Regions from separate parts of the Homo sapiens genome. Here region 2 is linked to region 1. Evidence: chromatin loops called from intact Hi-C (ENCODE). Cell type or tissue: PC-9. All regions are shown on one strand. Each heading gives the region's core, and the rest is flanking DNA. Links, peaks and the distances in the headings are about the cores only.

Region 1 (4,384 bases), core at 81-4,080:
CAAAAAAAAAAAAAAAAAAAAATTTTTTTTTGGCTGGGCGCGGTGGCTCATGCCTGTAACGCCAACACTTTGGGAGGCCTAGGCGGGAGGATTGCTTGAGCCCAGGAGTTCAAGACCAGCCTGGGTCATATAGAAAGACCCAACCTCTACAAAAATTAGCCAGGTGTGGTGGTGTGCACCTGAAGTTTCAGCAACTTGGGGGGCTCAGGTGAGGTGAGAGGATCGCTTGAGCCTGGGAATTCTGGGCTGTGGGGAGCCATGTTTGTGCCACTGTCATTCCAGCCTGGGTGACAAAGGGAGACCTCCATCTCACATAATTTTTTTTTTTTTTGTAGAGTTGGGGGTCTCACAATGTCGTGCAGGCTGTTCTCAAACTCCTGGTCTCAAGAGATTTTCCCACCTCCACCTCACAAACTGCGGGGATTACAGGCATCGGCCACCGTGCCCAGCCTGTAACAAATTGTTAAACAGACAACTATAATTTCATGACAAGGCTGGGCATGGTGGCTCACTTCTGTAATCCCAGCACTTTGGGAGGCTGAGGTGGGCAGATCGCTTGAGGTCAGGAGTTCAAGACCAACCTGGCCAACATGGTGAAACCCCATCTATACTAAAAATACAAAAATTAGGCCAGGCGCAGTGGCTCACGCTTGTAATCCCAGCACTTTGGGAAGCTGAGGCGGGCAGATCACGAGATCAGGAGTTCAAGACCAGCCTGGTCAATATGGTGAAACTCTGCCTCTACTAAAAATACAAAAATTAGCCGGGCGTGGTGGCGCACGCCTGTAATCCCCGCTACTTTGGAGGCTTGAACTCAGGAGGCAGAGGTTGCAGTGAGCTGAGATCATGCCATTGCACTCCAGCCTGGGCGACAGAGCGAGCCTCCGTCACAAAAAAACAAAAAACAAAAACAAACAAAAAAACAAACAAAATTTAGCCGGCCATGGTGGCAGGTGCCTGTAGTCCCAGCTGCTCAGGATGCTGAGGCAGGAGAGTCGCTTGAACCCAGGAGGTGGAGGTTGCAGTGAGCCGAGATCGTACCACTGCACTCCAGCCTGGGCAACAGAGCGAGACTCTGTCTCGAAATAATAATAATAATAATAATAATAATAATAATAATAATAATAATTTCATGAGAAACCATAAGGCCGAGTTCACATTCCTAGTCCTCAGAGTTCCACGCTTGGGGATGTGGTGTCACTTGTCCCCACTCCCCGGCCCCATGGGCCACTGGCTGCCTTTCTCTTCCCACCGCTGCTCAGTCTGCACCATTTGGGGCCTCCTGCACCCTCCCCCCTTAGATGTCCTGGCCCACACACTCACACTTGGGACACACCCTCTGCCAACAGCAGCCCCTGGGCCTGGGATGGGCACACTGCTGGGGGATTTGTCCTCAGGAGGATGGACTCGGGTTGAGGTCCACAACACCCCTAGAGCCAGGCAGGGGGCCCTAAGAGCAGAGAATTCCAGGATCCCAGGGCGTGCTCCAGAAGCCAGGAGCATGGGTTTCAGGCTAGCATGGCCCTGAGAAGCACAGGAACCAGGCAGGGGCCCCTTTGCTCAGGCCCAAAGACCATAGTGTGCAAAGGCATGCATGCGTATGCACACACATACACACACTCACATACACTTCCCATGTCAAGGTTTGTCTGCAGAGGGAGCTTCACCCACCCATCTTCCTAGCTCATCTTTCCAGCTCTCCCTGTCCTGTCCTGGACCTCTGGGCCTTTCCCCAGGACCTTCTCCCCTACCTTTTGTGTTTGAGAGAGTCTCGCTCTGTCACCCAGGCTGGAGTACAGTGTCACGATCTTGGCTCACTGCAACCTCTGCTTCCCAGGTTCAAGTGATTCTCCCACCTCAGCCTCCCAAGTAGCTGGGACTGTAGGCGCCTGCCACTACACCTGGCTAATTTCTTTTGTATTGTTTGGTAAAGACGGGGTTTCGCCATCTTGGCCAGGTGCAGGTCTCCAACTCCTGATCTCAAGTGACCCACCGAACTGGGCCTCCCAAAGTGCTGGGATAACAGGCGTGAGCCACCACACCTGGCCTAAATTAGCCAGGCATGGTGGCGCATGACTGTAATCCCAGCTACTCGGGTGGCTGAGGCACGAGGATTGCTTGAACCTGGGAGGCGGAGGTTGCAGTGAGAAAGCAAACCTCCTTCTCTTTGCTGGCTTCCTCGAGAGGGCAGAGAGGGGAAGAGTGTGGGGCACTCAGGTCGTGGGACATCTGGGCTCCCTCCTTTCAGTGGGGAGTCTGGCTCTGTCCTCCCCAACCTCTACCGGTAGGTAACCTTTCTGTGCACCTGGAGCCCTGTGAGTGAACAAAATATGGACCACACCTGGGAGCAACAAAGGACTCACAGGAGCCTCAAGGGTTTTAAATTGCCTTTCCTGCCAACCGCAGGAATGCGCCCTGGCCAGGCATAGAGAGGAGGAGTGGGCCTGTCACATGGCACTGAGAAAGTGCAGCTCACCTTTCCGCCGAGATGCCAGCCACGTGAAAGAGCCAGTCCCCCGGGGTGAGGCCTGGGGCTCAGGCACTGGGCTCAGACTCCCTGGCCCCAGTTCTGTGCACAGTAAAATGATCAGAGAAACCTTATCGTGGTCACTACCACCCACAGCGTCAAGTTGAAACCCTCAGGCTGGCCTTCCAAGCCCTTCCCACCCCGGCCTGGGTGGCCTCTCCACGTCCTCTGAGCCAGCCCTGTGTAATCTCCCACACTCCACTTTCTTGTCCTAACAGGCGGGACACAGCTGTTTTTGGTGCACACCGCCCTCTTCCCCTGGAACGTCTTTTTCTTTTCTTTTTCTTTCTTTTTTTTCTGAGACAGTATTTCTCTGTCACCCAGGCTGGACTGCAGTTGCACAATCTCGGCTCACTGTAACCTCTCGTGTTCAAGCAATTATCCTGCCTCAGCCTCCTGAGTAGCTGGGATTACAGGTGTGCACCAGCACACCCAGCTAATTTTTGTATTTTGAGCAGAGATGGGGTTTCGCCATGTTGGCCAGGCTGGTCTGGAACGCCTGACCTCGTGATCCAGCAGCCCTGGCCTCCCAAAGTGCTGGGGTTACAGTCGTGAGCCACCACGCCCAGCCTGGAACATCTTTTTCTACGTTCCATAGGTCTGGCCAGCCCTTGAGGCCAGCAGAGACCTTGCCTGGGTCCTACAGGACTGGCTGCTTCTCCCAGAACTGGTACCTCCTGGCATTACCGTGGGTTTCTGTCTCCCTTAGAGACTGTGCTGGGACCAGGTCTTAGTCACCTCTGTGTCCCCAGCCCCTGGGATAAGGCCAGAATGTAGTACATGCTCAGTAATTATTTGATGAGAGAATGAATGAGTGAGCGAATGAATGAATGCGTGAAAGGGTGAGGGAGGGGGTGACCAGGACTCAGGCTCCTGGGATCTGTGGCCTTTGGCTGTGAGTTCCCCATTAGGCCAGGCAGACAGGTCATCAGGACGCAGAGCACCAAGCAATAAGCATGGGTGGGGCCTCCCAAGCCCACGCTGTCCTTGTGCAGATGTCCAGGGCAACAAACATTTATTGAGCACCTGCTGTTTGCATCACCCGTGCCATGCTCCTGCAGCCACTTTGTCATGTTGGGTGGGCGTGCTTGGCCCATTCCCTCCTGGCTCTCTGTTCTCCCTGTCCACCTGGAAGCTCTTCACCTGCTTCTCTTCTTGGATTCCTTCAGGTCTCAGCAGAAATGTCACCTTCCCAGGGAGGCCATCCTTGACCACTGGATTTACAGTTGCTGCTCTTTTTTTTTTTTTCTGTGACAGAGTCTCACTCTGTTGCCCAGGCTGGAGTGCAGTGGTGCGATCTCAGCTCACTGCAACCTCCACCTCCTGGATTCGAGTGATTCTCCCGCCTCAGCCTCGCGGGTAGCTGGGACTAGAGGCGCCCGCCACCACGCCCGGCTAATTTTTTTTTTTTTTTTTTTTAGTAGAGATGGTTTTTCACTATGTTGACCAGACTGGTCTTGAACTCCTGACCTCAAGTGATCTGCCCGCCTCAGCCTCCCAAAGTGTGGGATTACAGGCGTGAGCCACTGTGCCCGGCATGTTCTTTAAATGAAAGAATGATTCAGTAAACAGATGGGCGTGTGAAGGAATGACATAGCTCAACCCACGGCTCCCACAGCCTTTATCTTGCCTTGTAATTACCTGCAAATCAACTTCCTACACGGTACTCAGTTCCTTAGAGCAGGGGTTCGCAACCTCAGGGACCACCAACTGGCACCAGTCTACCCATCTGTCACTGTCTCCCATCACCCCCAGATGGGACCCTCTAGTTGCAGGAAAACAAGCTCAGGGCTCCCACTGATTCTGCATTATGGTGAGTTGTATAATTATTTCATTGTATATTAACAATGTAATAAT
Region 2 (4,384 bases), core at 194-4,193, 64 kb before region 1:
AGAATAGGAGATCTAGGCTTGAGGCCTGGTTGTATCAGCTAGGTGACCTTTCTGAGCCTCAGTTTTCTCCTATTTTTTATAGAGACAGGGCCTTGCTACGTTGCCCAGGCTGGTCTCCAACTCCTGGGCTTAAGCAATCCTCCTGCCTTGGCCTCCCAAAGAGCTGGGATCACAAGTGTGAACCACTACACCCAACTTCCTGCTCTGTAAAATAACATCTACAGGCTGAATGTCCCTAATCTAAAATCTGAAATCTGAAACTTTTTGAGCGTCAACATGATCCTCAAAGGGAAGAATCATTGGAGCATTTCAGATTTTCAGATAAGAAATGCTCATCTGGTGAGTATAATGCAAACATTCCAAAGTCCAAGATCTGAAACACTTCTGGCAAGCACTTCAGATAAGGAATACTCTCCTTGTCGGTAAATTAACAAATTAACACCACTCTTTTTTGTTTATTGTAGAGATGGCGGGGGGGTGGGGGTCTCCCTATGTTGCTCAGGCTGGTCTTGAACTCCTGGCTCAAGCAATCTTTGTGCCTCAGCCTCCCTAAGCACTGGGATTACAGGCGTGAGCCACCATGCCAGGCCTATTAACACTATCTTAGGAGACTAACACTATCGTAGGAGGCCTATTAACACTAAATTAGGAGCAGCATGGCAAAGTAGAGAAAACATGGCTTGTGGAGCTTGCAGACTTCATTCAAAAGCCAACTCTGCTGCTATTTAGAAGTTAGGTGGCCTTGGGCAAACTCTGCAATCCCTGGCACCTCGGTTTCTTCATCCGCAAAATGGGCTGCTCATGTCTTCGTGGAAGGGCTCTTGTAAGACTGGAGATGGTATTAATAAAAAGGATAAAAATAATAACACACTCCAGGCATGGTGGCTCACGCCTGTAATCCCAGCACTTTGGGAGGCCGAGGCAGGCAGACTGCTTGAGCCCAGGAGTTTCAGACCAGCCTGGGCAACATTGTTAGATGTCCATTTGTACAAAAAATATAAAAATTAGCCAAGGGTGGTGGTGCACGCCTGTAGTCCCAGCTACTTGGGAGGCCAAAGTGGGAGGATCTCTTGAGCCTGGGAGGCGGAGGTTGCAGTGAGCCGAGATCGTGCCAGCGTATTCCAGCCTGAACGACAGAGTGAGACCCTGCCTCAAAATAAATAAATAAATAGTAACAATCCATAACACCTGAGAGCCTACTATGCACCAGGAACTGAGCAAAGAGCTCTATGATGGATTAACTCAGTTTTCACAGCCTTATGAGGTAAGTACTACTACTACCTCCAGCTTACAGTTGGGGACACAGACTTGGAAAGATCAAGTCACCTGGCTGATGTCAGATGGCTAATGTGGGAGAGTCAGTACTCAACCTTGAGCACCCAACTTCAGGGTCCAGAATGTAGCCATGGTACTAGAAATATTTGTCTTGTACAGCGTACAGGTAAAAGCCCTGGCTGCAGCAGGCATCCAGTGTGATTTAATGAGGGAAGAGACAAGACTCTGGAAACTGCATATCTCCACACACATAAGGTTAGAAGATCATGATTAGGTGGAGGGAACAGAATTTCAGCATCCTGGCAAAGAGGAACAGTGAGAATCAACAAAAAAATACAAGTGCTTTGGGACCCTACAGCTCCCACAGTCTACAGGTTTTATGTCAACTTCCTCTTGTAAGGCCAGGGAGGTGACAGCGAGAACAGATGAGCTATGAGAGGAATGCTGCCTCCCTTGGTGGCAAGCTCCGCAGGCTCCCAGGGCCAACCCACGTCCTCACTCACGGCGGTGGGGCGGAACTTCCATTTTACAGATGAGGGAACAAGGGCCAGTTCAGGAGCTGGGTCCTGGACCCTGGTCTCTTTATCTTGAGTACTACTACGCTTTTTTATCAAAAGTACTATTCCACACCAGCAATGCCCCGTGTACCAGCCCTGGACAGGATGGGCTGGATTCCAGCTGATCTGCCCTTCCTATATCGGGCCCTCTGCTCTAAAGTCCTTTCAGCTTCAGGGTGTGGCTCTACCTTTAAGAACCTGCCCAACACCCCTCCTGCAGGACTTGGTCTGATCCCCACACCAATTCCTTCTCTCTTAGAGCTGGCGGAGCCTGTCTCTCCAGCCTGTGCCCTGGGCACATCCCATAACCTCTCTGAGAGCAGAAATGAGGCAACCCACGCTACCTAACGCACGGCGCTGTTGCAAGGAGGCCCTGATTAGACAATGTAGGTTAAAGCAGTTCACAAAGCATTTCTAAAAAGTACGCTGTGGCCGGGTGTGGTGGCTCACGCCTATAATCCCAGCACTATGGGAGGCAGAGGCAGGCAGCTCACCTGAGGTCGGGAGTTTGAGACCAGCCTGGCCAACATGGTGAAACCCCGTCTCTACTAAAAATACAAAAATTAGCCAGGCGTGGTAGCATGTGCCTGTAGTCCCAGGCACTCGGGAGACTGAGGCACGAGAATCGCCTGAACCCGGGAGGCGGAGGTTGCAGTGAGCCGAGATTGCACCACTGCACTCCAGCCTGAGTGACAAGAGCAAAAGTCTGTCTCAAAAAAAAAAAAACTATGTTGCAACACCCTCATTTTCCAGCTTAACATAAATGCTGGCTCTGTGGTCCTGATCGTGCCCGTCATAGTGCCTGGCACGAAATACGATCAACGCAAACACTACACAGCTCCTATCCCTCAGGGGCAGTGCTAGGTGAGTTTATAGACTCTTCCTCATTTAAGACAAAAGCCCCACAAGATTGGGAATACTGCCTCCATTTAGCAGGTGAGGAAACTGAGGCAGAATGAGGTTAAGGTCTCGCCCAGGGTTCACTCACCACTAGAGCGTAAGCTTGATGAAGACAGCATTCATCTATTTTCTTCACTGCTGCAGCCACACACCTTAGCATAGTGTCTGGGACACTGTAGGTAGGGCCTCAGGAAATGTTTGCTCAGTGAGTCAATGATGGAGATAAGATTGAACCCAGTTTTGTTTTGTTTTGTTTTGTTTTTGAGACGGACTCTGTCTCCCAGGCTGGAATGCAGTGGCGCATTCTTGGCTCACTGCAACCTCTGCCTCCTGGGTTCAAGCGATTCTTCTGCCTCAGCTTCCCTAGTAGCTGAAATTACAGGCATGCACCACCACGCCCAGCTAGTTTTTGTATTTTCGGTAGAGACGGGGTTTCGCCATGTTGGCCAGGCTGGTCTCGAACTCCTGACCTCAAGTGATTTCTCCCGCCTCGGCCTCCCAAAGTGGTGGAATTACAGACGTGAGCCGCTGTGCCTGGCCCTGAACCCAGTTTTTAAAAATGTAAAACTAATTCCCTGTCCATGGTATAAGAACTGTGTTGTGTGAATATCTGCTTTACGGTGTGAAGGCTGTAAGTGTTCTGGCGGGGAAGGCTGATACCCAGATTGGAATAGGGAATCGGGATTTGATGTGAGCGGCATGCTTCACCATGCCCAGCCTTGGAGAATGACTTTTCTGTGTGGCTTGTTCCTGCCAAGACAGCCACAGCCTTGGACTGGAACTGACATGACAGATGGCCCCCACTGGTGTCAGCACCAGCCCAGGGTGGCCCTGGGGTGCAAGCTAAGGCTGCAGCTGGGACTGGGTCCCCTGAAGACAGACAGAATGAAAGGGGTTCTGGTCTGAGAATGGCTCCCAATCCTGCCCCTGAGACCTGCCCCTTGCCAAATCCAGGGAGTCCCTGAAGGCAGCAGGCCCGTGCCCCTGGAGTTCCCTCGGCTCAGACCTGACCTGGCAGGTCCCCACTCAAACCTGGCTGCGGGCCCCTGGAGTCTGAGACTGGTGTTAAACACAGCCAAGCGTAACCGCAGGAAGTAATTCTGGCCGCAGGACCCTAAAATCTGGAGAATGACTTTTCCGTGTGGCTTATGGAAATCAATCTTGGAGAGACAGGGATGCAGTCACTTAGGCAGACCTTCGGTATCATTTTTTTCTGTCTACATACCATCTATACTATTATTTCCTTAACGTTTTTCTTTTAACTAATCCATCTTTTTCACTTATTCTTAAAAGGAAGCTTCATGAAAAGTTTAAAAGAGCAACAAAATAAGGCCTGTCCAAAGATTTTGTGCTCATTAGCACATAGCCTTCCAGGTGGCTACAGCCTTAAAAAGACTTTAAAATGCCAATTCTAGGCTGGGTACAGTGGCTCACGCCTGTAATCCCGACACTCTGGGAGACCAAGGTGTGCGGATTGCTTGAGTCCAGGTGTTCGAGACCAGCCCGGGACATGGCAAATCCCTGTCTCTATAAAAAAATACAAAAATTGACTGGGCGCAACGGCTCACACCTGTAATCCCAGCACTTTGGGAGGCCGAGGTGGGCGGATCACTTGAGGTCAGGAGTTTGAGACCAGCCTGGCCAACATGGTG

What was found. Hi-C counts contacts between places; a loop is a spot of excess contacts. Peaks named below come from ENCODE experiments on the same cell type or tissue, not always from the same donor. Only the 100,000 strongest peaks of a DNase experiment are listed, where the experiment ranks them.
Region 2: it touches region 1 in a loop (2.2-fold over the local background); 3 of 110 quality-filtered maps call a loop at or near these places.

Annotation. Positions count from the first base shown.
Region 1 is chr7:75,891,178-75,895,561 of GRCh38, reverse strand. No RefSeq gene overlaps it. Among named protein-coding and RNA genes, the nearest start is that of RHBDD2, 14 kb to the right of the region's middle. In PC-9, for the core only: no CTCF peak of the experiment used is centred there; a DNase peak (open chromatin) is centred at 2,401; H3K27ac peaks cover 2,646 bases.
Region 2 is chr7:75,954,904-75,959,287 of GRCh38, reverse strand. The region is part of intron 2 of POR (cytochrome p450 oxidoreductase); the gene reads right to left. Among named protein-coding and RNA genes, the nearest start is that of SNORA14A, 13 kb to the right of the region's middle. RefSeq lists a silencer at 163-457. In PC-9, for the core only: no CTCF peak of the experiment used is centred there; DNase peaks (open chromatin) are centred at 277, 1,737, 2,107 and 2,937; H3K4me3 peaks cover 1,692 bases; H3K27ac peaks cover 3,674 bases.